2 separate regions of the Homo sapiens genome follow, and region 2 is linked to region 1. A link is an interaction called in ENCODE POLR2A ChIA-PET data of the cell type or tissue named here. Cell type or tissue: A673. All regions are shown on one strand. Links, peaks and the distances in the headings refer to the core of each region. The heading gives the core; the rest is flanking DNA.

Region 1 (16,695 bases), core at 4,097-12,096:
ACAAAATTAGCCGAGTATGGTGGTGCATGCCTGTAATCCCAGCTACTCGGGAGGCTGAGGCAGGAGAATCGCTAGAACCTGGAAGGTGGAGGCTCCGGTGAGCCGAGATGGCACCATTGCACTCCAGCCTGGGCAACATGAGTGAAAACTCTGTCTCAAAAAATAAAAATAAATTAAAAAAAAAAGCTAGTAGAGTATGTATTGACGGAGTATGTAGTTATCTAGAGTACATATTAAGTAAGTAATGTTTTAGAGACAGAGTCTAGGCTGGAGTGCATAATCATAGCTCACTGCAGCCTCAAACTCCTGGGCTCAAATGATCCTCCCTGGAGGCCTCAGCCCCCCAAATAGCTAGGACTAGAGGCACACGCCACCATGCCTGGCTAACTTTTTTTTTTTTTTTTGGTAGAGACAAGGTTAAATCATGTTGTCCAGGCTGGTCTTGAACTCCTGCACTCAAGCAATCCACCTACCTCTGCCTCCCAAAGTGCTGGGATTATAGGCATGAGCCACTGGACCTGGCCTTAGAGTACATACTTATAAATAAAAGCATTGATGTGCTGAGATTTTACTGTTGGAAGGGAGAAGTCATTCCAGCCTTAAGTCGCGACCTCATTTTCCACTCTAGGGCCCTCACATTAACCTGTAGACTTGCATTTCCTGACACCCCTTCCCTTGCTCTCCTTCACTCTAAATCACTTAGGACTGAAGGTGGTGCCAAAATATTTCTGAGAAAAAAAAATCAAGGAAATGAACGGCATACAGCATGTAATTTTCTGTGTAATTAATTCAGTTGCATAGGCTGGGATCATTGAGGATGACCCTAGGAGCTGGAAAAATTGACAGAGTAAAGATAATATGACATTTCTATTAAAAGAGCTAAAGGTCTGAACACTCTAATAAAGGGTTAATCTGGAAAACTTTCAAAGTCAATTGTTTACCTTACCTATCCTTTTACAAAGTCTTACTTGATCCTAACTGATCAAATAACCACATGTGATTTTATCTAAAGCATCCAAAAAATTAGAGGGGAAGAAGTGAAAGGGGTGTTTTGCCTTAGAGTCCACTACCTAGGTTTACAGTACATTTACCCAGTTATCAAAGTGCCTTTGTTGCAAAACATATAAAAAATGGGAAAGTATTTAGGACAGTGAGAATTATGTTATCAGATCTGAAGGTAGCACTTGTTATTATAGTGCTGGTTGAGCAAGGTCTTGAAAAATTTTCTAATGTTTATCTTACATTAACTCTTACAGTAGATTCCAACAGGTGACTTTTAAACATTCTTCAAAGAACAGTAGCTGAAATGTAGAACGAGTCTAAAACTGAGAAAATGGATGCTGTCACCCAAGCAGTTTTATAAGCTCTCAGCCAACTTTTGTAAAGAGTTGCTATTATTAAGTAGTTTGCATAGCTTTAATTAAATTTCCCTTTGGTTTACAAACTTGATTTGTAAGTCAAAATTCCCCTCAACTTTAAAAATTCAAATTTCACTATTCATGCTTACTTGTAACACTGGTTTTTATGGTATGTGATTTGAGGATAATATGTGGCTATCTAAAGACTTGTGTTTATATTTTGCAAGGTATCTTTCTTTGTATATGCAGGAATTCTCTTGCTATTGTGAAATGTGTCCTCTCCTCTTTGTTATTTATGAAGGAGTGCTGGAAAAATCTGGGGTGTCTCTATTCCTCTTAAGCACAGATTTTTACCATTATTTCATACATGACACTGAAATGCTCTGCTGGAAGCATTATCAACACACACCAAAGGATATTTTAACACAGAAAATCTTTTTAAAGCATGTTTCAATCACCATTAATTGGCTTCTCAGAAACCTCCTACTGTATCTTTCTGGATTCCTCCACCAAAGCTATTTTTCATATTTTGATAACAAAGATTAATTTGTTACAGATATAGACATAGAGAACTTGACATTTTTGTCTCAATCCTTTTGATAAATGTTTATTATGAAATTGCTCCTCCTTCATTTAATTTTCTACTACAGGGCTTTCCCCGGGTTTGGAAAGCATGCATTAAACAATAGATACAGCAACTGTTCTTTCCACTGAATGAATGGAACCGTAAAAGCTACTCTACAGGCCAACTGAATAAGCTAATTTTGCCATTGCCTGTGTATGTTAACCAGATGAGGGATATTTCTGTGGCATTTTTTAAGGAAGCTATATCTTAAATGAATTAATGAGCTTGAAATACTTACAATGGAATGCCAAACTGTGTATTTTTTAGTATGAAGTGACTTAAACTTGGACAGTGTTTGAAGTTAACTGATTCAAGCAGTATTACCAGTAATTGTGGTGGTCTAACATTATTTAACAAGTGTAAAAACAAGAAAAGGGAGGAGCAAAACTCTACCAGAATTTATCCTTAAGATGTGACTATCAAGATCACTACTATTGGTGAGGCTGGAAAGCTGCCATTTTATTAGTGTTAACTTTACTTTATCTATTAAAAGAAATATTTTCAGAAAAAATAAATAAACCCTGAGGGCAAATAATAGTTGAATAGGAATATGAAGTGTGGTGGCTTACATCTGAAATTCCAGCACTTTGGAAGGCCAAGGCGGGTGGATCACTTGAGGCTAGGAGTTCGAGACCAGCCTGCGCAAAATGGGGAACCCTCATCTCTACAAAAAATACAAAAATTACCCAGGAGTGGTGGCGCATGCCTGTAGTCCCAGCTACTTGGGGGGCTGAGGTGGGAGGATCACTTGAGCCCGGGAGGTTGAGGCTGCAATGAGCTGGGATCACATCATTACACTCCAGCCTGGGTGACAGAGCAAGACCCTGGGGGAGAGGGGAGAGGTAAGAGGAGAGAGGAGGAGAGGAGGAGAGGAGGAGAAGAAAAGAAACCCCGAAGTATTGATGGTAGTTCATTGCTGGTATGGGGCTGTTGGGTGAATACATCCAAATGCTTTCATACACACTGGTCTTAATAGGGGAATCGGCTCGTTCTGCATAACATCCGCAATAATATTAGCCCCCAAATAGCTGTTACTCAGATTCAACAGTTATCAAGATTTTCCTACATTGTCCTCATCTGTCTAATTTTCTTCCTTAACTATTAAAGCAATTCTCAAAAGTCATGTCATTCATTTAACTCTTTCATTTATTGGTATGCATCTCTTAAGTCTTGACATTGCCATAAGCCATTATCACATATTACAAACTGTGAAGAAACATTTCCTGGTATATCTAATTTGGAACACTGCCTAAATGTAGCGAATCTATTTTCTGTCAGAAATACCTCAGGGAAAGGGTACTCGTGAATGGAGAGGCATACATCTCCTCTGAAGGCAATTGTGTTTGCGCAGTTTTCTTCTCATGGTCAAATTAACTGAAGGAAAAAGAGAGAAGTATTAGGAGCATTTTTCAGAGGCTTAATTGTTGTTTAATCTAGACAATGCAAACATATTTTGGAGCCAAACTAGATTGTGGTTATTTGCCATTTGTTCAAATGTGATTATAAAATTAAAAACCAATGTGATGCATATACACAAGGGGTGTTCCTAACAGTTAATGTTAATAGCAAGATCTTCTTTTACTCCTATTTTTTTAACTCCATCGTTGAGCAACATAGCAACATCTTAATAGTAATATCCTCCTCCTTTTGAATGATTTTTTCCTAAATGCTCCTAGACCTTTTATTTTATGTAGTAAATTAATCACAAATATTTTGTAAGAACATTGTCAAAGCTACTGTGTATTTCTGAAAAGTATAAATGGTTTGAATAGTGACTGCTGTAAACAATGAGAAGGGATCAAGCTGCTTTCTCAGAGTTGCTGAATTGGAACTTTTTTCTTACTTATGTAAAAGCACAGACCAGGGGACATCATTCGAAATAAACTCACAGTGATCAAACTTCTAATTCACTAAAAAGCAAAGTCTGAATTTTTAACAAGTGATGCATCGTTTTCTGTTCTAACTGAAGAAGTATATTATCAAGTGAATAATTTAACATATTTGGATGTAAATATTACCACCTTTTTATTTAAAGTTGGGTTTGTGGTTCAGAAAACTTTAACTTTCTAATTTCTTTCTTTCTTTCTTTCTTTCTTTTTTCTGTTTCTTTCTTTCTTTCTTTCTCTCTTCTTTTCTCTCTTTTCTTTCTTTTTTTTTTCAAACTTACTGGTTCTTTGAAATCTTAGCTGTTTGGTTTTGAAGTAAAAGTACATTAGAATACTTTTGTGTACTAAATTTCTGTTGGTTAAGTACAATATACTTGATATCATCTTTGAAAACATGTCAAGTAAATTAATATTATGTATCTTTATCATACATATTTTTGATGCTTTTTAGCTGTATAAGCATAATAATAAAAACTGCACTTATTTGTTTTAAGTGACATGCCTAGTTACATAATTAGAAATGACAGCTATTGACCTGTTTTAAGATTTAATCTGCATTTTGTTGCATTATGCTTTTTGTATGTTAATTCAGCCCCTACTCTGGGCAGCAACATACTTTTTAAATAAACTGCTTTGGAGTTTGCATTTTACCTAAAAATCTATACATTTATTTACCTTTATAATGAATAGACGAACACTTCTGTTTCATTTTACTTGTAAAGACAACATAATCTGCAATAGCTTAGAGATCTATTTTCTTGGCATTTAGGAAAAATAGTGGTAAAATACTTATCATTTCAAAGTCCAGATGTTTTTAAAATATTGAAATAATAGACCCAACAGGATAGATAGCATACTTTCAAAATCCTACACATTTATCCCCAATACTACTAACTGCAAGCACACCTAAGTGGTTTTCAGATAAACACAATCATGCTCAGAGACCCAGGGATGCAAACAGGCAAAACAAGTTACTTGTACAAATGTATCAAAGGCCTACCTGGTCTCTGTCCGCTGATAAGGAGAAGACTCATAATAAAAATAAAAAATGCAAAAAGGAATTGCTGAAATCTCATTTTCCTACCGCACAAAAGTAGAGCAATGACTCTCAATGTAAACCAAACGATCTGTAAATAGTCTGTGCAATATCTGTGTGGCTGTCTTCACATTCTAGTGACAAACCTCAGAGAACTGCCAGCTGTGTTTTGCAGGAAGGTTAATGATCACATTAGACAAAGTTGCCGGTGCTCTGTGCTGTGGTCAGAGCCTCCCTCAGCCTCAAACCCCTCCTCCACTCCTCTTCTCCTTTCTCCTCGGCCACTCCCCTTTATTTCCATAAGCAAATATTGGTGAAATAAACCATTCAAGCATGCTATAACTTTAGTGGAAGTGTACTCCAAAAGCTCCAAGAAGAGAATGACTTAAATTCAATCTGGATATGAAGAAATACGTAAAACAAGACGTGACACTGCCTCCTCCCCTTACCATTTGCATCTGTTTAAACTTTGCCCATATTGGTCCCACATGCAGAAACCAGTGGAAATGACAGGAAGTCTCTCTTTTGTCTTTTTCAGAAGGAATTCTGAAGCTCTAACATAAGAGTCCCAAATGCTTTGTGGCAGAACATGTGCTGAAATGCTTTATCTTTACCAAACTTACTGCAAAGTAGTGCCTGTTTACACGAACTCTCCAAATTGCCTAATTCACTGGGTTTGTAACAGTAAAGATTTTTGGAATTTAGAATGTTTTGAAATAAATCTGCAAAACATATACATTTATATTAATATTTTGTAAAGTGCAGTTTTAAAAGTAACAGATTATTTTCATCTGCAAATGTCCAGGATTTTAAAAAAGGAAGTTCAGGCAAGCCACAAACTCATGAAATCTGTGTTCGGTTAAAAATTTATATGTGGTGGAATACCAGGCTAACATACCACAGTCACAGAAATTGGAGATGGAGAAAACAAGTCTTAGTTCATCTCCCAGTGAATTCAGAAAACACAAAAACAGTCTAGCCTTGTCTTTTACACACATGCACCAAGATCTCTTTTTGTTTCAAGTGCTCCCTTATATATCAGATACAGCTGTTATAAATGGAAATGACTATACTTATTATGTAAGTATAATAAATTCCATTTATAACATCCATATCGAACATATTTTAGGTAAAATGCAAAATGCCAAAAGAATAGTATAGGTATGCCTTGAAACACAAGTACAGCCAAAGTACTAGCTCTAAAGCATGTGTAATTTGTTTTGAACCATTAGGAATTTTGTTGTATTTGGCTTCTTTAGACTCAGGTAGTTGGTACATAACCTTGGGGCTTCCTGAGGTTTGAATTTAATGCACAATTTGTCTTGATTTTATAAGTCAATCTGTAAATTTCCCTGCCTGTCTAGTTAGGCATGAAGTTTATAATAGGCGATGGCATACAAAAATTCTTAAATTCACTTTATTGAAGTCTTGAGAATATATTGACCTGTTTGGGGACTGCAAGCATAGTGTTAAAGGGTCCTACTTTACCATGCTGTCCATTGCTTCATAAAATCAATGGAATACAATAGAGTTTGAACTCATGATATACAAGTGACTTAAGAATGGCAAAGAGTTTATTCAGATTTTTAAATCCCTCCCCATTTCCCGCCCCAGTCTTCTTAGTACAGCATTCAGGAAAACAGCATGCTAACAAAGTTGAATGTTAAATCAATAAGAGATCAATATAGATTTTGGCACTATATTTTCAGGCCAAGTTTTAAGTCTATTCAAAGGTTTAGTAGTGAGTCTTTATAGATAAGATAGAGACCTACCACAGAGAGCAAATATTGACTAAAATTTTTATATTTCATTACCAGGTGATCAACAATGAATTCCTAGAATATCACTAATATGCACCAGTGCTGTGGAAGATACATATCTCCACTGATCAGGACAGAGCAAACTGTTATATTTAAGTCATCTAACCACATAGAACATTATTTTTCTCATTAAAAGAAAAAAGATGTGATAAAATACCTGGTTTTCTACCTGAAAGAGTGATTATGTATTAAACTCATGAAAATTTACACATGATTTATTTACATGTTTTAAAATTAGTCTTTCAAAAAGACAAACAAAAAGATGTTGTTTAAATAGTTGACTTTTGGAGTATAGTAATAAAGTGATTATACAGTCAATGAGCAACTGAAATGTTAGACATGGAGGTACAATGAAAAGTGATCCAGCATTTCTGTGGAATGTGAGTCAACAATAGCAATAAATCATTCATCTTAGTACTGAATAACTAGGTATGGAGAAATATTGGTAGGAAAGTGTCAGAACAATGCAACTGGCTCTGCAAACAGCACTTTCAGCCTGCAAGTATAAGAGAACAAGGCATCTTCTTTGTTTACAGGAACACAAACCTAGACTTCTATCCTACAGACAGCCTTTGTGAGGGAGGCAAGGGCTGTGCCCCGGGCCAAATCCTATGTTAAGTGTGTTGCATATGTTACTTCGCATAATCCTCCCCAAAACACTCTGAAGTATCATGACTCCCTGTTTACCAGATGAGAAAACTGACAGCTAAAGAGGTGTAGCCTCCAAGGGCTAGATGACCGGAAGAGGAATAGATGGGATCCAAATTCCATAATCTCAGCCCTCAAACATTTCGCTATCCTCCCTTTTAAGGCCCCAATCCCAGTTCTTAAAAAAGAAAAAAAAAAAAAAAAAAAAAGCCTATTGAAGCTATTATAAAACAAAAGATAAGTTAGCAATATATTTCTTGTACGAGGTTGAATATTGTGCCCCATAAAATTTATGTCCATCTGGAACCCAGAATGTGGCCTTATTTTGAAATAGGGTCATTGCAAATGTAATCAGTTAAGATTGAGGTCATACTGGAGTAGGGTGGGTCCTAAATCCAATATGGCGGCTGTCCTTATAGCAAAAAGAAGAGACAGAGACACACAGGGACAGGTGGGGAGGAGCTCTGTGATGATAGAGGCAAAGATGAGAGTTATGCTACCGTGAACCAAGGAACCAATGCCAAAGATAGCCAGCAACCACCAGAAGTTAGGGGAGAGACATGGAACAAAATCATTCTCTGAGTTTCCAAAAATCAACACTACTGACACTTTGATTTTGGACTTCTAGCCTCCTGAATTTGAAAGAACAAATTTATGTTATTTTAAGCCACCCAGTCTGTGGCACTTTGTTATAACAGCCCTAGGAAATCAATACATTTCTGTACCTACATATATTCTATAAGGATATAAATATTCTCTGTATAATCCAATAAATATATACTTATTTTATAGTAGTATACTATATATGCCAGGTATTTAACAAATGTTATTTTGTTTACACATCATAATCTTATGATGTAAGCTCTATCTTCATTTTACAGAAAAGGCAACAAACTCAGAGGATTAAGTGATTTGCCCCAGATAAAATAGCTCATAGCAAAGTTAATATGAGGCCTGTGTCTCTCAGTCCTGGGCCTCTTATCTCTTTGATTTGGATCTTGTGCCCTAACTTTTCCTAGGATATCCTTCCCAATTGATTTCATCGTTGCCACTTGCATCTTCAGTCTTTCCTTCTTTTTTATTTTTTATTTTTTTGAGACAGAGTCTCACCCTGTCGCCCAGGCTGGAGTGCAGTGGCGCAATCTCGGCTCACTGCAAGCTCCGCCTCCCGGGTTCACGCCATTCTCCTGCCTCAGCCTCCTGAGTAGCTGGGACTACTCGCCACCGCGCCAGGCTAATTTTTTGTATTTTTGTAGAAACGGGGTTTCACCATGTTAACCAGGATGGTCTCGATCTCCTGACCTCGTGATCCACTCGCCTTGGCCTCCCAAAGTGCTGGGATTATAGGCGTGAGCCACCGCACCTGGCTTCAGTCTTTCCTTCTTTACTGCATCCCTCTCTCCCTATAAAAGTACTCTTTCCAACCTAAAATTTCTCTCCCTTTGCCCATTATCATTCAGCTAGATGTCTGAAATAGAGTCCAAGCATTAAACTAACCTCCCTTCCTTCCTTCCTTCCTTCCTTCCTTCCTTCCTTCCTTCCTTCCTTCCTTCCTTCCTTCTTCCTTCCTTTCTCCCTCCCTCCCTCCCTCTCTCCCTCCCTTCCTTCCTTCCTAGCCAGGCTGGTCTCGAACCCTTGACCTCAGGTGATCTACCCGCCTTGGCCCCCCAAAGTGCTAGGATTACAGGCATGAGCCACCATGCCTGGCCTAAACTTTCAAATGTGACTTTTTCTGTGGACACTGCACTGCATCCAAATTAGGCTACACTCCGCTCACCTTTTTCGCTTTTCTTGTTTTTGTCATGCTTTGTGTTTCTTTTCTCTTTTTCTTTTTTTTTTTGAGACGGAGTCTGGTTCTGTCACCCAGGCTGGAGTGCAGGGGCACAATCTTGGCTCACTGTAACCTCCGTCTCCTGGGTTCAAGCAATTCTCCTGCCTCAGCCTCCCGAGTAGCTGGGATTACAGGCATGTGCCGTCATGCCCAGCTAATTTTTCTGTTTTTAGTAGAGATGGGGGTTTCACCATGTTGGCCAGGCTGGTCTTGAACTCCTGACCTCAGGTGATCCACCCGTCTCAGCCTCCCAAAGTGCTGGGATTACAAATGGGAGCGACGGTGCCTGGCCTTGTGTTTCTTTTCTTTAGAAAAAAAATCTGCTGGGTTTGTTCCAATTTTCCTTAATTGAAGTCCTACAAGTTCTTCAGGGTTTAATCAATCATTCCAGATCAGTTCAACAAATATTTGTAGAGTACTTAAACTACTTTTGTGTCCCAGGCTTTGTTGTGCATACTAGGGATAAAATCAGGAACCAGACATGTCACTATATGATGAATATAATGCTCATTCATTAAATTTAATTAATTAAATTTTCTTATAAATTAATTGAATTTTCTCTATAAGCATTTCCTGATTCCTACCAACTGAAGTGATTTTAGTCATGTTTCAGGGATCTGGAAATTTTCCTGTTATCATAGCCTTTTCATCACCATAGCATTTAATGCGTCCCTCGTGGGCCATAATACATTCATCCTGGTCTGACAGTTTCTTGAGCACGTATGGAATCCTGCAGAAATAAAAACTCCTTGAATGAACAAACTTGTTCTTTCCCATTTTGGTGTCTTCTCCAGAGTCTAGAAATATTGAATCATATTCAATCGAGTATGAAAATCATGAGATATTAAAAAGAATGCATGGGTGAGAACTTAAAACCAGTATGGCTCCAGAAACGAAAGTTGTAATGAAGAAAAAGAATATGTGAAAAATATTTACCTGGAAAAGTGAAAAAGATAAAAAATGAGGTGAATTCAGGAATTAATTACAGCAAGTACTAAGATGGCCGTTTATGGAATTTATGGAACTTGACCTAAGTTAAGGGTAGAAACTAGGTTACCTTTCAAGTCTGAAAATCTGTGTCTTGTAACTACACTCTCTAACCTGGGATTTGTCTAACTCTATAGAATGTAAACTTCATGAGGGTAGGAAGTTTTAACTGCTTTCTTCACTGCTATATTTTCAATGTCGTACTTGATGAATCAGCAAAATTCCACGCTAACCACGCTAGTGTAGTAAAGAAGATCTTAATCTTATGAGGATCAGCTCATGATTCCTGGTTAGCACACCTGTCTCTATTTGTGGTGGGATTAGCTCCTGCCCTCAGATGGAAGCATTTAAAGCTAATCCTGGTGGAGACAGAATGTGGCTCAATTTAGAGTGTATCTTCTCAAGTGTGTTTCCTATTTGATTACTGATTGTTTGGATGGTGTTCACTACCCCTTGCCAATACTTTGTTTTAACCTCAGGTATCTGCCTGTGGCCTTCTTTCTTTCTGGCTTCCTATTTCTTCCATTTCTCTGCTTTCTGACCCTCGCTGGATTTCAGACCACTATGTTTTTCTGCTTTCTGACTCTTGCTGGACTGACCTGGTTTTGGTATGTATTTTTCTTTTGATCCTTTGTTCCATTTTGACCACTTCTTGGTATAGACCAATGTAATGCTTTTTAGTTTTCATTCTCTACATTAGTTCTTTTAGGCCTTCCTTAATTCTCCAATTAATTAACTAAGCATTTACTTAATTTTATTATTTAATTAATTCTTAATTAGTTCTCCTAGGCCTACCTAATCTACTGCCATTCTTGGAAGTGAAATAGCACCAAGTGGAAAGCTAACAGCCAAAGTTATAGAAAATAGCATCATAGTAAATCAAAAAATTGTTAGTTTTGAAAACTTGTGTGAGCAAAATTGGCATTCTCCTTGCTTAGAGGAAATGATGGATTAGATGTGTCGGACATATCAAATGTATAAAATTCAAATATTGAGTGTGGTAAAACATTTATTCAGTACAATGCTCATTCAAAAATTTTCCCAGGATCTCCTTGGGCACATGTGCTGGTTGAAAAAACATTACTGATCATAAATGCTGCATCAGCCTAATATCTGAGCCAAAACATATATTTTTGCAAGAACCCATAAGTCCAAAAAAGGCATACACTTTTGAGAGTATGAATACCTTCCTAACCCTCATATGTCTGGCAAACCTGAGAAAAATAACATAGGAGTACGAGTAATAGATTCTTTATATTGTGTACAAAAATAACAGAGGTAGCAACATATGCGGAATATTCAGACATCCCTATATTGTGGTGATTCTTACCCAGGCTACTTGACTGAAGTGATTGGCCAAATGGCATGAAGAAGACCTTCTGGTATTGTGAGAAATTAAAAGAGATAATGGTGATCTTTAGATGGTTTTCTAATGAAGAACAAATTATATATAAATAATTCAAGTGAATAAAAGAGATCCTATCTAGTAATACTTCTCTTTAAATAAAAAATGTGAGACACATTTGGGTTCATCCTCTCCATCCCCACTTTCAACATTGTTTAGGTGCTTATTTAGTCAAAAACAGTCTCAGGAATTTTCATAATAAACCCAAGTGATTCCTAAGCAACAATTATTGTTTACTGGATAAATTATATAAAATATAAAACTGCTAGTAAACTCTGGGCTGGAATTCTTTAAGTGCATATTTAAGACTTTGAAATACATGAAATTTTGAATCTTTTTTGAACTACACTGCTTGAATGGCCTAGTGTTTAGCATTAAACAAATAAATCAGAAATTTTGTATTTGAAATTAGGCTTGGTGATTTTGTTCATGAACAAAAGTGAAGGTAGTTTAGTATAATGGAAATAGGATGACTTGACTTTACAGGTAACACAACTTGAGTGTTTAGTCCTGGCTTCTGTCACTAAATCATTTGGCTTTGGTCAAATTATTTTATCAGATTCTTTATTTAAAAAGTGAGGCATTTAGACTTTAACTTTACAGATTTTTTTTTTTTTTTGAGACAGACTGTTACTCTGTTGCCCAGGCTGGAGTGCAGTGGTATGGTCTTGGTTCAATGCAACCTCTGCCTCCCAGGTTCAAGCGATTCTCCTTCCTCAGCCTCCCAAGTAGCTGGGATTACAGGCACTTGCCACCACACCTGGCTAATTTTTGTATATTTTTTGTAGAGATGGGGTTTCTCCATGTTGGCCAGGCTGGTCTCAAACTCCTGACCTCAGGTGATCCACCTACCTCAGCCTCCGAAAGTGCTGGAATTACAGGCATGAGCCACTGCAACAGGCTTTTTTTTTTTTTTTTTTTGAGACGGAGTCCCACTCTGTCATCCATACTAAAGTGCAGTGGTGTGATCTCTGCTCACTGCAACCTCCAACTCCCAGGTTCAAGCAATTCTCTTGCCTCAGCCTCCTACATAGCTGGGATTACAGGCGTCCACCACCACACCCAGCTAATTTTTTGTATGTTTTTAGTAGAGATGGGGTTTCTCCATCTTGGCCAGGCTGGTCTCGAACTCCTGACCTCAGGTGATCTGCCTGCCTTGGCCTCCCAAAGTGCTGGGATTACAGGCGTGAGCCACTGTGCCTGGCCTTGGCTGACTATTTAAGAGGGCTCATAAATTTATTTAATCAAAATGAAATGAATACTTAGTATATGCAGGGATTTTGTTGCACTTTATGAAAAAGAAAAATATAATACCAAAACATTATGTCCCAAACACATGAGGGTAATAGCATGCCAATTAATGTGTGATTAACAAAGTACAGAAAACCTTGTTGATCAGTATTCGAGACTTTCATTCTTTCTTTTTGGACCTTGATTTCACTCTCTAGTGAGATGCTGCAAAAATATCATTTCTCTTTTCCAGAGAATCTAGTCCAATTAATGTTATCCTGGGATACTCAGCCTGGTTGTCTAGCACTGCCATGCTTTGCCTGACTTTCATCCCGATAACTAGTCAAGAACGATTGCCAACTCTCTCCTTTTTTACAGTGAGTACCCACACAGGCTATTTTATAAGAATGTTGGATACAGTTCTCTGTTGTGCCTCCTGACCTGGCTAGAAGGTGTATTTTATTATTATTCATTATCCTATTACCTCTGCATTCCCCAAACTTGGTACCTAAACAAGAAATGTTTGTGATTAGTTACTCAATGACTATGAGGATTTTAGATTTGTTAAGCCCATATCACACACAACAATATTTAAACTATCTTGTGTACTTTTGAAGTCCAGTAAGGTCATAGAAAATATATATTATATATATGTATATATTATATATGTGTGTATATTATACATGTATTCTATCTATCTATCTATCTATCTATCTATCTATCTATCTATCTATCTATCTCTAGGAAGAATGTTAAAAATGAAGTCCAGGCCAGGCATGGTGGCTCAAGCCTGTAATCCTAGCACTTTGGGAGGACAAGGCAGATGGATCACTTGAGGTCAGGAGTTTGAAACCAGCCTGGCCAACATGGTGAAACCCTGTCTCTACTAAAAATACAAAAAAGTTAGCTGGGTGTGGTGGTGGGCACCTGTAATCCCAGGTACTTGGGAGGCTGAGGCAGGAGAATAGCTTGACCCCAGGAGGTGGAGGTCAAGTGAGCAGAGATCACGCCACTGCACTCCAGCCTGGGTTACAGAGGGAGACTTCATCTCAAAAAAAAAAAAAAAAAAAAAAAAATGAAGTCCAATCCGCATCCATTTTACAAATGAGAAAACTGGCATTAAGTGACTTATTGAAGTCCAAAGCAAGTTAGTGATAGAACAAAATGTGCCCCAGTAATAGGTTTTGTTAAAAGCAACCTTAATATGAAAGATCATCTCTATATCACCTGTTATGTACCAGGAATTGTTGTAGGAACTTTATTTGAATTATCTCATTTAATCCTCATAATATCCTCTTGTGCGTATTTTACAAATTAGGAAACTGGAGTATAGAGAAGAGAGATTTATCCAAGGTTACATATCTAGGAAACAACAGAGCTAGGATTTGAAACCAGTGAGACCCTAGAGTTCTTGTTGTTAGTTGCTTGCTACCTCTTCGCTGCTGCAGATATAAAACAATCCTTATTATACTTTAAGCCTTGTGTCGTTTCCTTTAATATTTATAGTGAAAATTATTTTATATTTTTATTGAAGCTTTATTTAAATTTTAAATTGTGTTCGTAGTTTTGTCTTCAAATATACATATCACATTGGATTTCTGACTCGGCTGAACTCCTAGTCAAATCCTATTTTGCAGAATATAGTAGTTATAGAGTTATAAAATATGTATGTACTAAATGAAAATTATCTAGGTTAGAATACTACTTTCTTGTAAATAGCTTTAAAACATGCAATTACTCTATAACACAAGTACAAACATCTATGGATACAAAATCTCCATTAAAGATTGGAGTACTTGTTCTGTGAGTTACTAGGAAAAAACTGAAAAAAAAAAGTGGTATACTAACTTGCCAAGAAGTAAATTAGATAAATAATTGTAGGTGTGTGCTTTTACATCTGCACCCTTTCTTACTAAAATCAGAGCTACGCGTTGAAGTTACTTCCTTTTTAAAAGCGTGTAAACCAGCACATATGGATCCAATTACTTCATTTTCTGTAGCGTTCTAATGACAGTTACTTCTACCAATTTCAGCCAGTCTGCCAGATCTTTGTATGCAAACTGAAGGATGGCTTCTCTAACTGACCCTTTGTCCTTTCAGAAGCAGCCAATCAGTAGCAGATGCAGTGGGGTGAGTGGTGCATGATGTGTGTGTGTGTGTCTTGTGTGTGCGTGTGAAGAAAAATGTCTATGGTAATCAACTCATTTGAAAAGTAAAAGAATAGAGTGGGAAGTAAAAAAAGGAAAAATGGGAAGATGTAGAAAGAGAATGAGAACTAGAGGGAGCAAGACAAAGGGAAAGCTATAAAGAGGGAGCTTGGGTGTGAAGGAATTTCAATGACTTCTTTTATTTGTTTACTTTTGGGAAGATCTGTTTTGCAAATTTAATTCCCACACAACAAAATTGCTCCTGGTAAAATGTAACACTAAAGTAATACCAATTTAAATGCATTTAAGGAAGTTGTAATGCTAGAATGACAATCTCATGGGAATAATTGAAATTTTGAAAATACTTTGCTAGTCATTTCATCACACCTCAGCATGAGAGGCAAAGAAGATAGTTAACATATCAATGTTTCTTCATGATTATAGCAAAGGACAACGGAATGTTATTTTTCTTTAAATCTCACCTTAAAGTTGACAAAGGAGATCAACCTCTTCCCTTGATGTTTTCTATTGAATCTCTGCTCTCTTTCGGATTCTTTTTTAGTCTCATTTATTTTTTTCATCTGATGCAGCATAATTTATATTAGAAAAGAGAATGGAAGGAAAACTTCAACACAAAGCTACTAAGGAGATGGCTGTATCCTCTACCCCTTTGGAGACGATATTCTTTTACTTTTGATAATTTTTCAATGCTACGTACAGGTTGAAGAAACTTTTCCTAAATTAGCAATGAAGCTCTATAACAACATAATTGTAATCAGAGAGGAGGTGCCCAAAGAAAAATAATGTGTACTCTACCTTAAGAATAAGATCAGAGGGAACCACATACTTATATTCTCTGAGGAGCATTTTTATGAGTTAAACAAGCACTAGAATTTTATAGTTGAAACCTGCAACATCGTAACATTATCCCAACAGATTGTCTATAACCTCGAAGTGTTTAGTTTGTATATATTCTTACAGGAAGTTATATGACATAATGGGTGCATTTGATTATAGGAATAGGACAAACTATTTTTATAGAGGCAAGTCTAGTAAGTAGAGTCCGCATTTAACAGAAGTAGTTTTATTACACATATTTAAAATTCAAGCATAAAATCCTTTCCACAGTCATAAGCATCTTTTCAACACTTGACTGTTTCCTGTGAAATGTATTTACCCTCATAATAGTTCTAGTAAACAGACCCTGTGATTTGGGTGGCTTGAGCCCATCCTGGCTCTTCAGCCAAGATGACAAATTTATAAATCCATTTTAATCACATCATCATTTAGCAAATGTTTTATTTCTGTATCTAAATTTACATGTCTACCTGAATCTAAGATTTTATGCTTATCACGGTTATGGAGAGAACATCTCTTCCTAAATTGTGAGCAAGTGATCCTAGAAGAATAAAGTGCTTGCTAAGGACCAGCCATGACTTACACTTCTGATGAGAGTAAAAGAGCTGATTTGGTTCCAAGTTATTCACTAAGGTGGCATTTTTATTTTAGGTATTCACCTTTGTTTACCTTAATACATTTAATGTATGGCGCACATAGTGGGTTTATAATTTAGTCTCTTTTTTGGAATGGATCAGACATAGTTTTTTGTTTTTTTTTTTTTTGTTTTTGAGATGGAGTAAGCCTGTTGCCCAGGCTGAGGTGCAGTGGTATGAACTTGGCTCACTGCAACTTCCACCTCCAGGGTTCAAGCAATTCTCCTGC
Region 2 (16,695 bases), core at 4,507-12,506, 120 kb after region 1:
ATTACAGACGTGAGCCACCGTGCCTGGCTACATTTTTTTGTTATTGTTTGTCTGTCTTTCCCCATTAAAGTTCTATGAAAGCAGTCTGCTTTGTTTATCTCCGTACCTATAGGGCTTAGAAAAATGACGGGCATATAGTACATTTTCCCATAAGTATTCACTGAGTGACCATAAACGAGTGGATGCAAGCAGCACCGAAGAAGGCAAGTTGATGCAAAACTCTGAATTTCACAGCTGTGAATGGAAACTCTGGATTGAAGATGTATTTGGAAATCTCAGCGGCATCAAGCACTCTATTACTTGAGAAAATCCCACCCAGAGGACAAGAAGTATATTTTGAAAATGGCTTTAAGGTTTCCATAAAACAGGCAGCATGGTTGGGATTGATGGTTTTTCTTGCTGCTGTTATTGCCCTCACGGGGGAGATGTGTTTCTTTTCCTTTGTTACTTTATTTTTCTGTCTCATGGCTGCTGACAGAGCTCACTGCTCTCTTTGTGCACCATCCGTTCATTCTCTCGCGGCTCCCTTGAGTGCTGTTATGATTGCTCGGGGACAGCATGGAACATGCTCTTCTTATTGAGTCTCCTTCCTATTGTAGATGCTGTGTGCATGCATCAAGGGCCAAGGGGACTAGGTAAAATGACTGCCTTCATCTAAAGAAAAATCTGCCAGAGTAAAAATAAAGGGCTTATTTACAGGAAGTAAATGCACTTTTCTGGGCAGTGGGAATTTAGTGTTTTGAATTCTTATAGCCTGCTACATTAGAAAACTATGGGCTGAAAAAAATCTGTGAGATACTGCAGTGCCCACTCCCCCCTTGCCTTCAAAGGCCTTGTGGAAAAAGTCTAAAGGCTACTAACCAACGTGCATGCCACTTCTGTTGCTTCCTGGATTTATCTGCCTTTTTTTTTTTTTTTTTTCTGAGACAAAGTATCCCTTCCTTCTTTAAAAATTCTGAACAAGACTCACCTGCTGCATTGAATGCTTATCTAATTTAAATAATCTGAAACCAGTGGCACTTTTTTCCGTTTTATCTGTAGGAGGGTGGTTCTGTCATGGTGTAAATCCTGTCTACTAAACAAAGCCTTGAATTATCCCGTCCATCTGTGAAATGCCAACAACGCTCATTAGTCTCTGCATATGGTTTCTGAATTATGTATTCACCTTGAAGGCTCATACAGGCAGAAAACTGTTTTTCTTATTTACTCCCTGACACCAAGTACTTGGCAAATCACGCTTGCTGAATGACAAATGATGTGTCCCAGCTCCTGTCAATGCTGTTCCTACTTGACATTTCAACCTGCTACATGTCTCTTTGATTTTCTCAATCTTTCTTTTTGGATGGATCCTCTATCATGTTGCCTTCCTCTGTTTCTTTGGGCAACTCCATGTCTCAAGTCTTCTTCTGGTCAAACTCTGAACAAAAAGCCATCTTGTCCTTGAGAACTTTCCTCCAAATAAAATTTCAGGTTTGGAAAGAAAATCAAAAATCACCTTGTCCAGACACCATACAATGATTGAATTTTCCCTAAACTGTTTTGGTGAAATAGATGGCCAGCCTGAATTCCTCTAGTGATGAGGAACTCACTGTCATTGGAGGCAATCTGTTTAATCTCTGGATAACCCTGCTCTTTAGAAAACTCTATATCAGCTAAAATTCTGTTCTTTTTAACTATTACCATGTGATTCCTAAATACAGAACTAAAAAGTTCTCCTTTTATGAGAGGGATCCTCAAATATTTGAAGACCAGGAATTTGTCATGTTGCCTGGGCTTTCTTTCCTTTGTCTAGACAAATATTCTTCTTATGACATAATTCTGTGTCCTTTGTCCCTTTTGATTTCTCTCCTTTACTTCCAAATCCCTCTAAAGTGGAGTAACCAAGCTGAAGGCAATATTTTGAATTAGGTTGACTGGATTCCAGTAAGGCAACAACAGCACCCACCACATTTTTTTCTATTTTTTTCTTTTTTTTTTTTTGAGATGGAGTCTCGCTCTGTCGCCAGGCTGTAGTGCAGTGGCGCGATCTTGGCTCACTGCAACCTCCGCCTCCCAGGTTCGAGCAATTCTCCTGCCTCAGCCTCCCGAGTAGCTGGGACTACAGGCACACGCCACCACGCTCAGCTAATTTTTGTATTTTTAGTAGAGACAGGATTTCACCATGTTGGCCAGGATGGTCTTGATCTCTTGACCTCATGATCTGCCCGCCTCGGCCTCCCAAAGTGCTGAGGTTACAGGTGTGAGCTACTGTGCCCTGCCACACCCACCACATTTTAACTCAATGGTCTGCCAATGGTCTGGTTGCCGGTCAGGCCTCATTTAAAAAAACATATAGGGCAATCCATGCCTCCAATGATAGTGAGTTCCTCATCACTAGAGGAATTCAGGCTGGACAGCTATTTGACCAAAACAGCTTAGGGAAAATTCAACAATTGTTAGTTTTCAATTTATTTAATATCACTTTCTGAGTTTCTAAAGGATGATTTAAAAATTACAGTTATTAATTTTTGTGATTATAAATATACTATTATAAATAATATGTTGAAGAATTTTGGAAACTAAAGATAGATATAGCACTTCCTATCTACCGTTATTTTTCTTATCTCACAGAATGTTTGAAGATTCCTTTGGCTTTATGTCAACCACAAGGTTTTTTCCTCCCAATTTTATTGAGGTATAATTGGCAAATAAAAATTGTATACAGTTAGGGTGTACAACTTGATTTTTTCATATATACACACACCCACTAGGTTAATAAGCAGGTATTCTATGCCTTCTTTTAAATCTTTGGCAAAAACATTGCCTGAAACAAGGTTATCTTTTCCATAAGAACAAGCTAAATGTACTGTGATTGTTGAATTTGCTTAATCTGTAAGCTTAGGAGACTGATTTTCAGAGTTTTAGGGAGGATCACATGTGAAATAAAGAACTTTGAACAGTGTCTGGCATTTGGTGAATGCTCAATCATACAGTCATTGAGATTCATCCCCTTTTCTGTGTCACTAGAAATTCTGAAGTTTAATTCACTATTGCAGATTTATTCTTTAAAAAGTTTTTTTCTTTAATTTTAGCCTGAATTTCTATTTGGTTCATTTTTAAAAATTCCGAGATGTAAAATGTCTTTTAAAAGACATTCTCATCCTTCCTGATGTACACTTTAGTTTTCAATTTATTTAATAACAATTTCTGAGTTTCTAAAGGATGATTTAAAAATTCCAGTTATTTTTGTGATTATAGATAATATAACATGTTGAAGAATTTTGGAAACTAAAGAGAATAGGAAATAGGAAATAAAATCAGGGAAGGGTTTGTGTTTTTATTTTGATATTCTCATTTAATGAATTGAATTATTGAGGCAATGGGCATTTATAAGGTTGAAAGAAGCATTGCCAAATTTACAAGTCTCTAAAGTATAGGTTTACTAAAGTTCTTTTCCCCTTCATAAGGGTATATACACTGTATATAATGTTGTGAATAACTTTCATTTTTTTCTTTATGTCTTTTGTCTTTAACTAGATATTCATCCCCTAAGCAAAACAATCAGAATTCTTTTGTGCTTGAAAAATATTAGATCTCCAAAGTCACTTTAACTTGGAGTCATTAGAGCTTTATTTTTGCCCAAGGAGAGCATGAATTCAGGTATCTTTAGGTTTTCCCCTTTGCATGTTCTTCAAAGCGTTTCATTCTTCTAGGCAGAGTGGAATCACATAAACTCACCCACAACTGTGTAGCTCCGATGCTTTCAATATGATAGATGAAGTGTGCACTGAATATAAGCAAGTGTTCTGTACATTGTTTTATAGCAGCATTGTGCGCTCTGATTAGATACTGAACACTTTCTTTCTTTTTCTTTTTCTTTTTCTTTTTTTTTTTTTTTTTTTTTGAGACAGAGTCTTACTCTGTTGCCCAGACTGGAGTGCAGTGGTGCGATCTTGGTTCACCGCAACCTCTGCTTCCTGGGTTCAAAATATATATATATTTTAGTATTTTTAGTAGAGATGGGGTTTCACCCTGTTGCCCAGGCTGGTCTTAAACTCTTGACCTCAAGTAATCTGCCTGCCTCGGCTTCCCGAAGTGCTGGGATTATAGGTGTGAGCCACCACGCCTGGCCAGATATTGAATACTTTCAATCATTTGATTGAATTAAACATTTATTCAGTCATCTTGGTTGAATTAGGTATTTGTTAAAATAGAAGAAGGCTTTACTTAGAACATTATACCTTATTCCCAATTCCTTGACTTTCTGTTGATGTTAGGTATATCTCCAGTCTTTAGAATCCCTAAAATTTTGCAGAGATTATTCTGTTTTTGCCCATGCTTGTTATCCATTTAAAGGAAGATATATTTATAGTCCCCTTTCAGTCATAAGCTTCACACCCCAAAGTTCCTATTTAAAGTTGCAAGCAGTTTCCCATTTCACAACCACTAGACCCTGTAGAGTGAGCTCTGTGTGAGCTTTGGGGGTGGTGGCATGTGGAGAGGTGAGGTGACTCTTTCACGTTTCTCCTCCCTCCTGCCGACATTGGCTGAGCTAGCAGGAGCTCTGGAAGTGGGAGGCAACGCAAAGCATCAGAGACCTGATTATTTATTTATTTATTTATTTATTTATTTATTTATTTATTTGAGGTGGAGTCTTGCTCTGTCGCCCAGGCTAGAGTGCAGTGGCAGGATCTCGGCTCACTTCAACCTCCCCTTCCCGGGTTCAAGCACTTCTCTGTCTCAGCCTCCTGAGTAGATGGGATTACAGGCACTAGCCACCACACCTGGCTAATTTTTTTTTTTTGTATTTTTAGTAGAGATGGGGTTTCACCATCTTGGCCAGGCTGGTCTTGAACTCCTGACCTCGTGAGACACCCTCTTTGGCCTCCCAAAGTGCTGGGATTGCAGGCGTGAGCCACAGTGCCCAGCCAGAGACCTTATTAAACTGAGTCTTATGAACAGGGTGGAGATTACCTGTTGCAATCCAGGTATAACTATGATGGTGGGCCACTGGGCTGCTGGACAGTAGAATTGACCCAACTCTTTGCAACTACAGACTCTACTGTAGGCATGAGGAATTGACTATGGCTTCTTTTATAATGTGAAACAGTGTTGTAATTTCTATTTTGCTAGGTTTCAAAGGGCAGAAACTGTAACTACCTCGCCAAGGTTCAAAGGTGATTTATGAATTTTTTTAAGATAAGGATGAATGACTCAGTAATAGAATTAAGATGATTATGTAAAGAATAAAAATCAATTCAAGAAAATTGTTCTATTTGTTTCCTAGAATTCTTAAATTGTTGATTTACTTCTTCATAGTAGAAAGACTATTTCCCTGATAAAGTTATGCTATGGCATAAAGATAAATTATTAGTAAATCCTGTGATTTTCTTTTAAATGAAAAATTCACACTCAAATACTACTATATTTGAAAATATGGTTGGTTTCAAAATGGGAAGAATAACCAAAGCATTTAATTCTTTGGCTTAGAATGGCAATAAAATATTTATCATAGATGGGCAATTGGCTTTGAGAAAATATGTAATATTTCTAAACTTCAAGAAACTTAAGAGATTTCACTGGACAAAGATCTCATGCATCCTTGGACTTGTACATACTATTTCTCAAACTTAATGTGTTTAAAACAGAATTCCTTCTTTGTCTCACCCCCTTTATTTCCCTTTTCATTGACAGTAGCTCCATGTTTCTAGTTGTTCAGGATAAAATCCTCAAAGTCATCCTTGACTCCTATCTTTCTTTCACAGTTCATATCCTCTTCTTTCAAGAAATCCTATTGGCTTTATCTTTTTTTTTTTTTTTTTTTTTTTAGGTGGAGTCTCACTCTTCTGTCCAGGCTGGAGCATAGTGGCGTTATCTCAGCTCACTGCAACCTCCACTTTCCAGGTTCCAGTGATCCTCCCACCTCAGCCTCCTGAATAGCTAGGATTACAGGCGCCCACCACCACACCTGGCTCATGTTTGTATTTTTTTTTTTTTTAGTAGAGTTGGGGTTTCACCATGTTGGCCAGGCTGGTCTTGAACTCCTGACCTCAAGTGATCCACCCGCCTTGGCCTCCCAAAGTGCTGGGATTACAAGCATGAGCCACCAGGCCTGGCCCCTATTGGCTTTATCTTCAACATACATTCAGAATCCCACCACTTCCATTGCAACCACCCTGATTTGAAGCACTACTACTCACAAGGTTTAATGAAATAGGGTCTTAACTGATCTCTCAATGTCTCCCTTTGCTTTTCTTTCTACCCTTAAGACAGCATTTTAAGATTGTAAGGCATACTACATTGCCTATCTAGTCAACACTCTATTATGGCTCCTATTTCACTCAGATTAAAAGCCAGTATCCTTGCAAATGTCCTGTTGGAAGACCCTAAATTATCTGGTCCTGCTTTGTCTCTGACTTTCTCTCCTACTTTCCTCCCCGTCATTTCCTCCATTCTAGGTGCACTATCCTCCTGGCTTTTGCTCCTTCACTCCAGGCATATTTCCACCAGAGGGCCTTTGTACTGGCTATTCTCTTTACCTGGAATGCGCTTCTCTGGAGACCTGAATGGCTTACCCTCTTACCTCCTTCAAGCCTTTGCTCAGAGGTGTTACTTTCTCAGTGTGGTCTACTCTCACCCTCATATTAAAAGTTGGAACTCCCCGCAGTCTCCTTAGCCTGCTTTGTTATATTTTTGCAAAGCAATTATTACCTTCTAATCTTTACTTATTTATTGTATTTATTGTTTAGTATAATAGAATTTAAGCTTCATGAGGGCGAGGATTTTTGTGTGTTTTGTTTGCTGAGCCTAGAACAGTGCTTGGAATAGTACCTGGCTAGATATTTAGCCAGGAGGAGCTCAATTAGTATTTACCAATATGATTCAGTGAATGAATGAATGAATGAATGAAGATCTAATGAAGTGGATACAGATTTGCCTGGTGGAATGATACCTCATTGATAGGGATATCTTTAGGTCACTATAAAAATAAATTTGATAGGGAGTTTAGTTAAATGGAAAAAGCTTACCCATTCGAGTCATACCTGATTCTAGCCCCTGGCACTTACAGATATAGTTTTTGTATTTTTGACATAAGAATAATATCTATTCTCAGGGTTGTTGTGAGGATTAAATTAACATATGTAACATACCAAATAAAGTAACTGATACATTGTAGGACCTCACAAAATGATAGCTATTATTATTAGCAGTCTCCTTTTCCATGGAAAGATTGTGAGGAGCTCTCACAAGATGAGTGCATTCTATCAAACACTTAAGGAAAAAAAAGTTTACATAAAATCAGAAAATAGAGGCAGAGGAAATAATTCCTAATCATTTTATGAGGCCTGGATTAGTTCTGATATCCAAAACTGGCAGACATTACAAAAACAATAACAAAAGTAAATTGCGGACTAATATTCTTAATGTACATAAACACAAAAATCCTAATAAGATGATAGCAAATGAAATCCAGCAATGTACATAAAAGGATACTATAATGAGTAAGCAGGGTTTATCCCAGGGTCGGCTTAACATTTGGAATTCAATCACTGTAATGTTCTCTATTAACAGAATAAAGCAGAAAAACTACATATATGAGGCAGGGCGCGGTGGCTCATGCCTGTAATCCTAGCACTTTGGGAGGCTGAGGCGGGCAGATCACGAGGTCAGGAGATCGAGACCATCCTGGCTAACACGGTGAAACCCAGTCTCTACTAAAAATACAAAAAAAAAAAAAAAAAAAAAAAAAAAAAAAAAAAAAAAATTTGGCCGGGCGTGGTGGCGGGCGCCTGTAGTCCCAGCTATGCTGGAGGCTGAGGCAGGAGAATGGCGTGAACCCGGGAGGCGGAGCTTGCAGTCAGCCGAGATCACGTCACTGCAGTCTAGCCTGGGGGACAGAGCGAGACTCCGTCTCAAAAAAAAAAAAAAAAAAAAACAAAAAAAGGAAAACTACATATATGGTCATTTCCATAAATACTGACAAGGCATTTGAAAAAAATTAACACTCTTCATGATAAAAATGCCCAGAAAGGTGGGAATGATCTTCCTCAATTTAATAAAGGACATGTATGAAAAACTTAGAGCTAACACCATACTTAAAGGTGGACTATTGAATCCTTTGCCCCGAAGCAACAATATTTACTTCAGTCATTTCTATCCAACTTACACTGAAGGCTTTAGCCAATGCAATAAAGTTAGAAATAAAAATTTAAAAGCCTAAAGAGCACAACTTAATAAGTAAAACAAACTCTATTTTTAGATGATATGATTGTTTATGTAAAAAATCCTAAGAATTTTACAAGGTAACTACTAGAATTTAGTAACATCTTAGGATACAAAGTCAATATTGAAAAACCAATTGCGTTTCTATATATTGGCCTCAATAATTGTAAAATAAAACATAATAATTATATTTTAAATAGAATTCAACAATTTAAAAATAAATTAACAAAAATAGAGAAGATATATACACTTAAAACTACAAAACACTTCTGAGAGAAATAAAATATCTAAATAAATTGAGAGATATACGATATTTTATGGATTGGAAGACTCAATATTGTTAAGCTTCCCAGATTAACCTATAAATCCAAGGCAATTATAGTCATAATCTTATCATGCTTTTTTGTAGAAATTGATAAGCTGATCCTAAACTTTCTAAGGAAATGCAAAGGCTGCACCTAAACTTTTGAGAAAGAACAAAGTAGGAGGACTCATACTACCTGACTTCAAGACTTACTATAAACTTTAGTAATCAAAAGAGTGTAGTATTTGTGTAAGTGGTGACAAATAGATTAGTAGCACTAAATAAAGGGTTCAAAATTAAGATCGACCCTTTATGACATTTGATTTCCTACAAAGCTCCAAAGCAATTCAGTAATGAAAAGAAAATGTTTTTTTGAAAACAGTGGTGGAACGATGAGACATTTATAGGAAAAAAAAAAGGAACTTCTATTTCTGCTTCAGCAACATATGAAAAATAAATTCAACATAGTCTTAGAACTGAATGTAAAAGCTAAAACAGTAAGACTTCTAAAAAAAAAAGCATAGTGGAGTGTCTTTACAACTTAATGGTAAAAAAAAGACTTTTTAAGATAGGACATGGAAATTAATAGCCAAACAAAAATTTGTAATTAGACTTTTCATCATAATTTAAAGGTAGTGCTCATCAAAATGCATCATTAACAAAATGAGTAGGCAAGGCTCAGATTGGGGAGAATATTAACAAAATGCATATTTGACGAAGAACTTGTATCAGCAATACATACTTATGAAAACTCCAACTCAATAACAAAAAGACAATCCAAGTTTTAAAAAAATGGCCCAAATATTTGAATGGACATTTCACAAAGGAACATATGCAAATGACCAATAAACCTAAGAGAAAATGCTTAACGACATTCATCATCAGATACACGCAAATAAAATCACAATAAGATAGCATTGCCTAACCACTAACATAGCTAAAATCAAAGCCAAAACCCTAAGAGTGGCAAAGATGTGTAGTAACTGAAATGCTCATACAATGTTAGGGTGTTAAAATGATACAATTCCTTTGAAAAAAATCTCTGGAAGTCTTTTATAAAATAAACTATAACTACAGTATGACCTAGAAGTTCCACTTCTGGGTATTTACACAACAGACTGAAAACATATGTTCAGAGAAACACTTATCTCCCATAGCAGGCTTATTCATACTAGCCAAGAATTGGACAAAACTCAGGCGTCCATTGACAAGAGAATGGATACACAAATTACATATTTACATAATGGAATCCTACTCAACATTAAAAAGAACGATTTTGTGATACATACAAGACAAATGAATCTGAAGAAAACATTGAACATACATACTATGTAGAGAGGAAGATTGTTTACATCTGGAGGCAGGGGTAGAACTTGATTAGGTAAAAGGAAAGAGCATTCTAGATCTGGAGCCATATTGATGTTCTCTATATCTTTTTATTTGTTTATATTATTATTATTTTTTTTTTGAGACAGAGTCTCGCTCTGTCCCCCAGTCTCGAGTGCAGTGACGTGATCTCGCCTCACTGCAAGCTCCGCCTCCCAGGTTCATGCCATTCTCCTACCTCAGCCTCCTGAGTAGCTGGAACTACAGGCGCCCACCACCACACCTGGCTAATTTTTTTTGTATTTTTAGTAGAGACAGTGTTTCACCATGTTAGCCAGGATGGTCTTGATCTCCTGACCTTGTGATCCGCCTGCCCCAGCCTCCCAAAGTGCTGGGATTACAGGCGTGAGCCACCGCACCCGGCCTATTATTACTTTTTAAAGTTTCCTTTTTAAAGAAATTTTACTTTAAGTTCTGGGATACATGTGCAGAGATGTTCTCTATATCTTGACGGGGGTTTGGATTACATAGATGTACATATCCATTAAAATTCATTGAATCATAACACTAATGATTTGTGCATTTCACTCTAATTGAATTTTATCTCAAGAAAATAGTTAAACAAATATTGACTTCTAGTTAGTGATATACTTTCCTAAATGTTTAGGGGTAAAGTTTACTGAGGTCTTCAACTTTAAAAGGTATCATAAAAATAAAGAAGGTGAATCAGTGGACGTACAGAGAGATGATAATATGTAAAGAAGCCAATATAGCAAAATGCTAATTGTACAATCTACATGGAAGGCATTTGGATGTTCATGATACAATTATTTCAATTTTTCTCTATGTTTGAACAATTTTCATAACAACGTGTTGGGAACTAAAAGGCTTTGCTACTACTGCATTCCAAAGAATTTTTTAAATTGTTGATGATGTAATTGCTAGTCTCTGTCCCACCAGAGACTGGTGTGAAACTGGGTGTGTTTTTTATATTTTATCACATGGGACAAAAGGCAAATCAATAACATCAGTTTCATTCAATTTCAATTTTCAAGGCATATCCCATAATACTTCAGCTCAGATTTGCAGGTTGAATATCTAGAACAACACAATGCTGGCCACAGATTTCCCTCCCCTCCCCTCCCCTCCCCTCCCCTCCCCTCCCCTCCCCTCCTCTCCTCTCCCTCCCTTCCCCTCTCCTCCCCCCTCCTTTCCTCTCCTTTCCTTTCTGTTTGAGACAGAGTCTCCCTCTGTAGCCCAGGCTGGAGTGCAGTGGCGTGGTCTCAGTTCATGGTAACCTCCGCCTCCTGGGCTCAAGTGATTCTCCTGCCTCAGCCTCCCGAGTAGCTGGGATTACAGGCACACACCACCGTGTCCAGCTAATTTTTGCATTTTTAGTAGAGACAGGGTTTCACCGTTTTGGCCAGGCTGGTCTTAAACTCCTGACCTCAAGTGATCTTCCTGCCTTGGCCTCCCAAAGTACTGGGATTACAGGCATGAGCCACCGTGCCTGGCTGTGGCTGTGGATGATAGAAAAATATTTCTAATTAAATTAAATCATACGACTTCACTCAGTTCTTATACTTTTCTACTGCTGAAAATATGATACCATATTTTGGTGAAAGCAAGAAATAATTTCAAAGGAAATATTTTTAAGGGATGTAGTTAAATAATTATTTATTTTAAGTTTAAGGCTAAAAGCAGATAAATGACAGTATTTCCTCCTGAGTATTTCTAAAGGCTTTTAATAACATAAATCTGATGATAGAAAAATATTTCTATCATACTCAGGAGGAAATACCGTCATTTATCTGCTTTTAACCTTAAACTTAAATAATTATTTAACTACATCCCTTAAAAATATTTCCTTTGAAATTATTTCTTGCTTTCACCAAAATATGGTACCATACTTTCAGCATAGAAAAGTATAAGAACTGAGTGAAATCGTATGATTTAATTTAATTTGGTTAATTCTACCTTGGAATTAAATACAAATACATATCTTCTGGCTTTGGAAAAAAACAAAACTAGGACAAATAAACCAAACATAGCAAAAGAGAAGAAAAATATTCTGAGGGGGAGTTGTTCTACAAAACAGAAAATTTTCCTTCCCTCTTTAGCCATTTTTTTTAACAGCAAAAAAAAAAAAAAAAAAAAAAAAATACCTCCAGGAAAGAACAATAAGTAAAATTTCTTAGCTGTGGCAGTTAAATATTACATTTCTAGTCCATATGAATTAGTTAAAAAAAAAAAAGAGAGAGAGTTTTGAGGTAAATAAAATAGGGGATTTATAAAAACTTACCAGAAGCATTCCTGTCCCTGAGAGTGGCTAGGAAGGAACCCGTGAGTCTGATTCAAACAGAGTCTTCAGTGTCTTGGGATTCGGGACTGAATGGCCTGTGTCTGTTAATGAACATTTTCACTGAACGCTACCAGGCCATGAAAATGTAGGCACTTCCTGATGCCACTTCACTAACCAAGGCTTACTAATGTCTTAGCTGGAGTTTTAATCAGGACTTGACTAAGAGGAATCTGTACCTCTAAAAAAGAAAATCTTCCCTTGTGAAGGATCAAGAAGGAAACAGGAAACTGTAATGAAACGTAGTTATTTACTTTTTCTGTCACCCAACCATCTGTAAATACCACTACTATACACAGTTCTGAGCAAACAAAGATTGTGCTTTGGCTGACAGTCAAGAAATTCAACAGGTGGTTTATAGGAGTGACGTGTCTGAACATAGGTCAATTTCTATAGTATTCTTTAATGTCTTTAGTGATAACAGGCAAGCCGAACACGAGAGTTTGATAAACAATTTTCAACCATAGTTTATCTTGGGACTTCACAGCTACTTGTCAGCTTTTGTCTTCGGTTTTTTTTTTTGAGACGGACCCTCGCTCTGTCACCCAGGATGGAGTGCAGTGGTGTGATCTCAGCTCACTGCAACCTCTGCCTCCCAGGTTCACGCCATTCTCCTGCCTCAGCCTCCTGAGTAGCTGGGACTACAGGGGCCTGCCACCATGCCTGGCTAATTTTTTGTATTTTCAGTAGAGACAGGGTTTCACCATGATAGCCAGGACAGTCTCAACCTCCTGACCTCATGATCCACCCACCTCAGCCTCCCAAAGTGCTGGGATTACAGGTGTGAGCCACTGTGCCTGGCCTTGTCTTGGTTTTTATTGTTGCCTATTAAGTGGCCCTTTTGCTGTTTACAATAAGGAGATCTTATTTCTTTGCTTATTTTTACTCATTATTTTTATTTTTAGTTTCTACTTTTAGTTCAGCTGGGAAAAATAAAAAGGGAAGAAGTGAACTATCAGTAATGGTAAAGATGAAGGCTGAGGATAAATTCCACTTGGATCACTTGACCACTTGTTGCAGCACTGATGTCCAACTTTTGTCATTTTTTTTTTTTTTTTTTTTTGAGACAGACTCTCACTCTGTTGCCCAGGCTGGAGTGTAGTGGTATCAGGGGAACCCACCCCCAACATTTCAACGTAGGTTCTTTCTATTTTCCATAAGTGTTGGCCAGCTAAGAAATAAAGAGAAAGAGTACAAAGAGTGGAATTTTACAGCTGGGCCACTGGGGGTGACATCACATATCGGTAGGACCATGATGCCCACCTGAGCCTCAAACCAGCTAGTTTTTATCAAGGGTTTCAAAAGGGGAGGGGGTGTGAGAACAGAGAGTAGGTGAAAAGATCACATGCTTCAAAGGGCAAAAAGCAGAACAAAGATCACATGCTTATGAGGGAACAGGACAAAAGGCAAAAACAGAACTACTGATAAGGGTCTATGTTCAGTGATACACTATTGTCTTGATAAACATCTTAAACAACAGAAAACAGGGTTCGAGAGCAGAGAACTGGTCTGACCATAAATTTACCAGGGCAGAGTTTTTCCCCACCTTAATAAGCCTGAGGGTACTGCAGGAGACCAGGGCGTGTTCCTTATCTCAACCGCGTAAGACAGACATTCCCAAAGCAGCCGTTTATAGACCTCCCCCAAGGAATGCATTCCTTTCCCAGGGTATTGATATTAATATTTCTTGCTAGGAAAAGAATTTAGTGATATCTCTCCTACTTGCACATCCATTTATAGGCTCTCTGCAAGAAGAAAAATATGGCTCTTTTTGCCCGACCCCGCAGGCAGTCAGACCTTATGGTTGTCTTCCCTTGTTCCCTAAAAATCGCTGTTATTCTGTTCTTTTTCAAGGTGCACTGATTTAATATTGTTCAAACATAGATGTTTTACAATCAATTTGTACAGTTAACATAATTATCACAGTGGTCCTGAGGTGATGTACAGCCTCAGCTTATGAAGATAACAGGATTAAGAAACTAAAGACAGGCATAAGAAATTATAAAAGTATTATTTGGGAACTGATAAATGTCCATGAAATCTTCACAATTTATGTTCCTCTGCCGCGGGTCCAGCCAGTCCCTCCATTTGGGGTCCCTGACTTCACACATCTCTCCCTTTCTTTTTATATAAATGTGCCATGGCGATGAAGTCTTGTTTGTTCTCTCGGTTTTGACACAGGATTCTTTGACTGGTCCGCACACTAAAAATAAGCCGATTAAACAGAGAAGCATGATTCCAAAATTTGCTACAGTGGAGCCCCCAGTAGACTTAATCCAAGTCATGGAGTTTAGTCCAGAAAGACTTTCTGCCACCTGATCTAATGCCTCAGCTCCAGGCACAATGGATAAATGAGCTTGAGAGGCTTCAAAAATTTGTTTCTTTAATTTAGTTATGTCCAAGGATAAATTATCTTCCCTACCCAGCAGGTGTCCTTTGACCATTGCCCATGAATGATCAGTGTTGTTGTAGGAATATGGTGTGAAACAGAAATCAGAAGTATTCCAATTGCACTGCATTTGCATGCAATGTTTGAGACTCATTTGTTGATCTCCAAGCCAAAGAACAGACTGTCTTAAATCATTAATTTGATTAGCTAATTTTTGATCAATGCCCTGTTGAGAATTCCACATTTGGGTGGAATTGGCTTGCCAATCATTAACAAAATGAGCCATTTGAATAGATTGGTGTAATGCCATTCCGGCAGTGGTGGCCAGTGCAGTGACTGTAATTAGGCCCATGATCACAGTGATTAAAGTGAAAACAAATCTCTTAGATCTTCTGAGAATTCATTGTAACACTTCATTAATTAAATGTACTGAGGGGGAAGATTCCCAAGGTCTGGGTAAAGTTACCAGTATCCAGATTCCTTCTCGAGCTCGAACCAACATTACACTTTTCCTGAAGTCAAAATGGGAGTTAACACAAGTGTATAAATGATAATTAATGCATAGGACAGTTTGGTTGTTTGTCTAAATTTTGATATTTCCCACTAACAGCATGTAAGGAGGCTTAACACAACTCTGTATAGGAATAGTCAGGTTGGAGGTTAACAAAGCAGAATGTTTGAATCTACGTTGATACTGAGGGAGAGGAGCGGCAGTGGCAATGCGCGATATTCTCCGCCGTAAAGGAGCAATCCGAGGTACCCGGGAACACCGAAGAGGTAGAGGGGCATACCTGGGTCGAGAAGAATTATCATTATGCCAATTGGAGTCCCATAAAGGGGGATCTGCATCAAAAAGAGGAAAAGGGTTCAAAGGGGATTTATCATAGCGTTCAGAATCACGATTGCGAGAGGCGGTAGTGGGGACAACAGACAGAAAATTTCCCCTTCCCATACTCGCAGTCCAGACATGGCAATAGCCAGTTTCCGAAGTTCTGGGTGTTCTGGGCTCAGAATGGGGAATATCATACGAGGCCTTGGGTGGGTAATGCCCTTATCTTCCCATTTTAAGTGAAAGAACAAGCTGAACCTTCTATGCAAAGTAGGATGATGATCCTTGTCCTCCCAATAAGAAATAAAATAAGTAGCCTCCAGGCATTCCCTTCTGCCAGAGGAGCAATTGTTTTTTAAATAGCCCTTTGGTGCCCAGTCTATTACTAAACCATATGAGTCATTTTTTAATACTGCTCCATGTGAGTTAACACAGTCTTCCCAAATTAAAGTTTTAGATGGGCTCTCAAAATTTTTAGGACATGGTTTTCCTACAGGTTTATATTGAAAGTATGGGCTATCTCCTATTACTCCCCTTTTCATTTGTCTTAAGGGAGAAAGGGAGAGGCTGGAGACCAAGTGTCCCTGTTCTCCTGTGGCTAATCTCTCTGGAAGATAAGCAGCCCAGACTTGAGTTACTAGATGGATACAACCAGGTGCATGTCTGAGGCACAGAGGAGGGTATTTATAACCTATAGTAACATCAAATGCAGTGCCTTCTTCTCCTGGATGAGAGGGCAACAGTCATCTGTAGCTCCAGGCATCCACACACTATCATTAGTGTAGATTTCTGCAGGAGCATCCATCCAGGTGAGAGGTCGAATAAGTGGAGGAAAGGCACATAAGCCCAATAAGAATAATTTTGTGTAGCAGGTAAATCAGTTTGAGGGGAAACTGGTGAGACAGTATAAGGAGGAGAATTATTAAATAAAACCTATTGTGAGCGAGATCCAGTGCTGAAGGAGGAAGAGAAGAACAGGGGGATATTATTTTCAGGCTAATAGAAATGGTGAGATTTTTAGGTTCATAAGGAGAAAAAGAAAGGTAATTAGGGGAAGTGGGATTAGTTAGAGGGGTCTCCATTGCCATTAGGGAGGATTGAACCAGACCCATTTTGATTTGGCGTGCCAGTTTCTGAGGATCTCACCACGTATGAGGGTGGTCTCTGACGTGGACATCTTTTCTCTGTGGTTTTTATTGTCAGCATTCACACGAAGTTTCAGGCTTCTAGTGGGCACCCAGACAGGGGATTGATGATCTCCTGGTGAAACACAAGCATACCCTCTT

Evidence for each region. Peaks named below come from ENCODE experiments on the same cell type or tissue, not always from the same donor. Only the 100,000 strongest peaks of a DNase experiment are listed, where the experiment ranks them.
Region 2: POLR2A ChIA-PET joins it to region 1 with 12 read pairs; 2 of 35 experiments call an interaction of 5 or more read pairs at or near these places.

What each region holds. Positions count from the first base shown.
Region 1 is chr4:164,865,582-164,882,276 of GRCh38, reverse strand. It overlaps APELA (apelin receptor early endogenous ligand), which reads right to left and starts at 5,099. Exons shown (of 3, transcript NM_001297550.2): 1 at 4,870-5,099; 2 at 3,268-3,357. The coding sequence starts at 4,945. The coding sequence ends at 3,269. RefSeq lists an enhancer at 8,767-9,267. In A673, for the core only: no CTCF peak of the experiment used is centred there; DNase peaks (open chromatin) are centred at 5,246 and 9,876; H3K4me3 peaks cover 1,513 bases; H3K27ac peaks cover 2,572 bases.
Region 2 is chr4:164,749,851-164,766,545 of GRCh38, reverse strand. It overlaps SMIM31 (small integral membrane protein 31), which reads right to left and starts at 12,415. Exons shown (of 3, transcript NM_001352885.1): 1 at 12,135-12,415. In A673, for the core only: no CTCF peak of the experiment used is centred there; no DNase peak of the experiment used is centred there.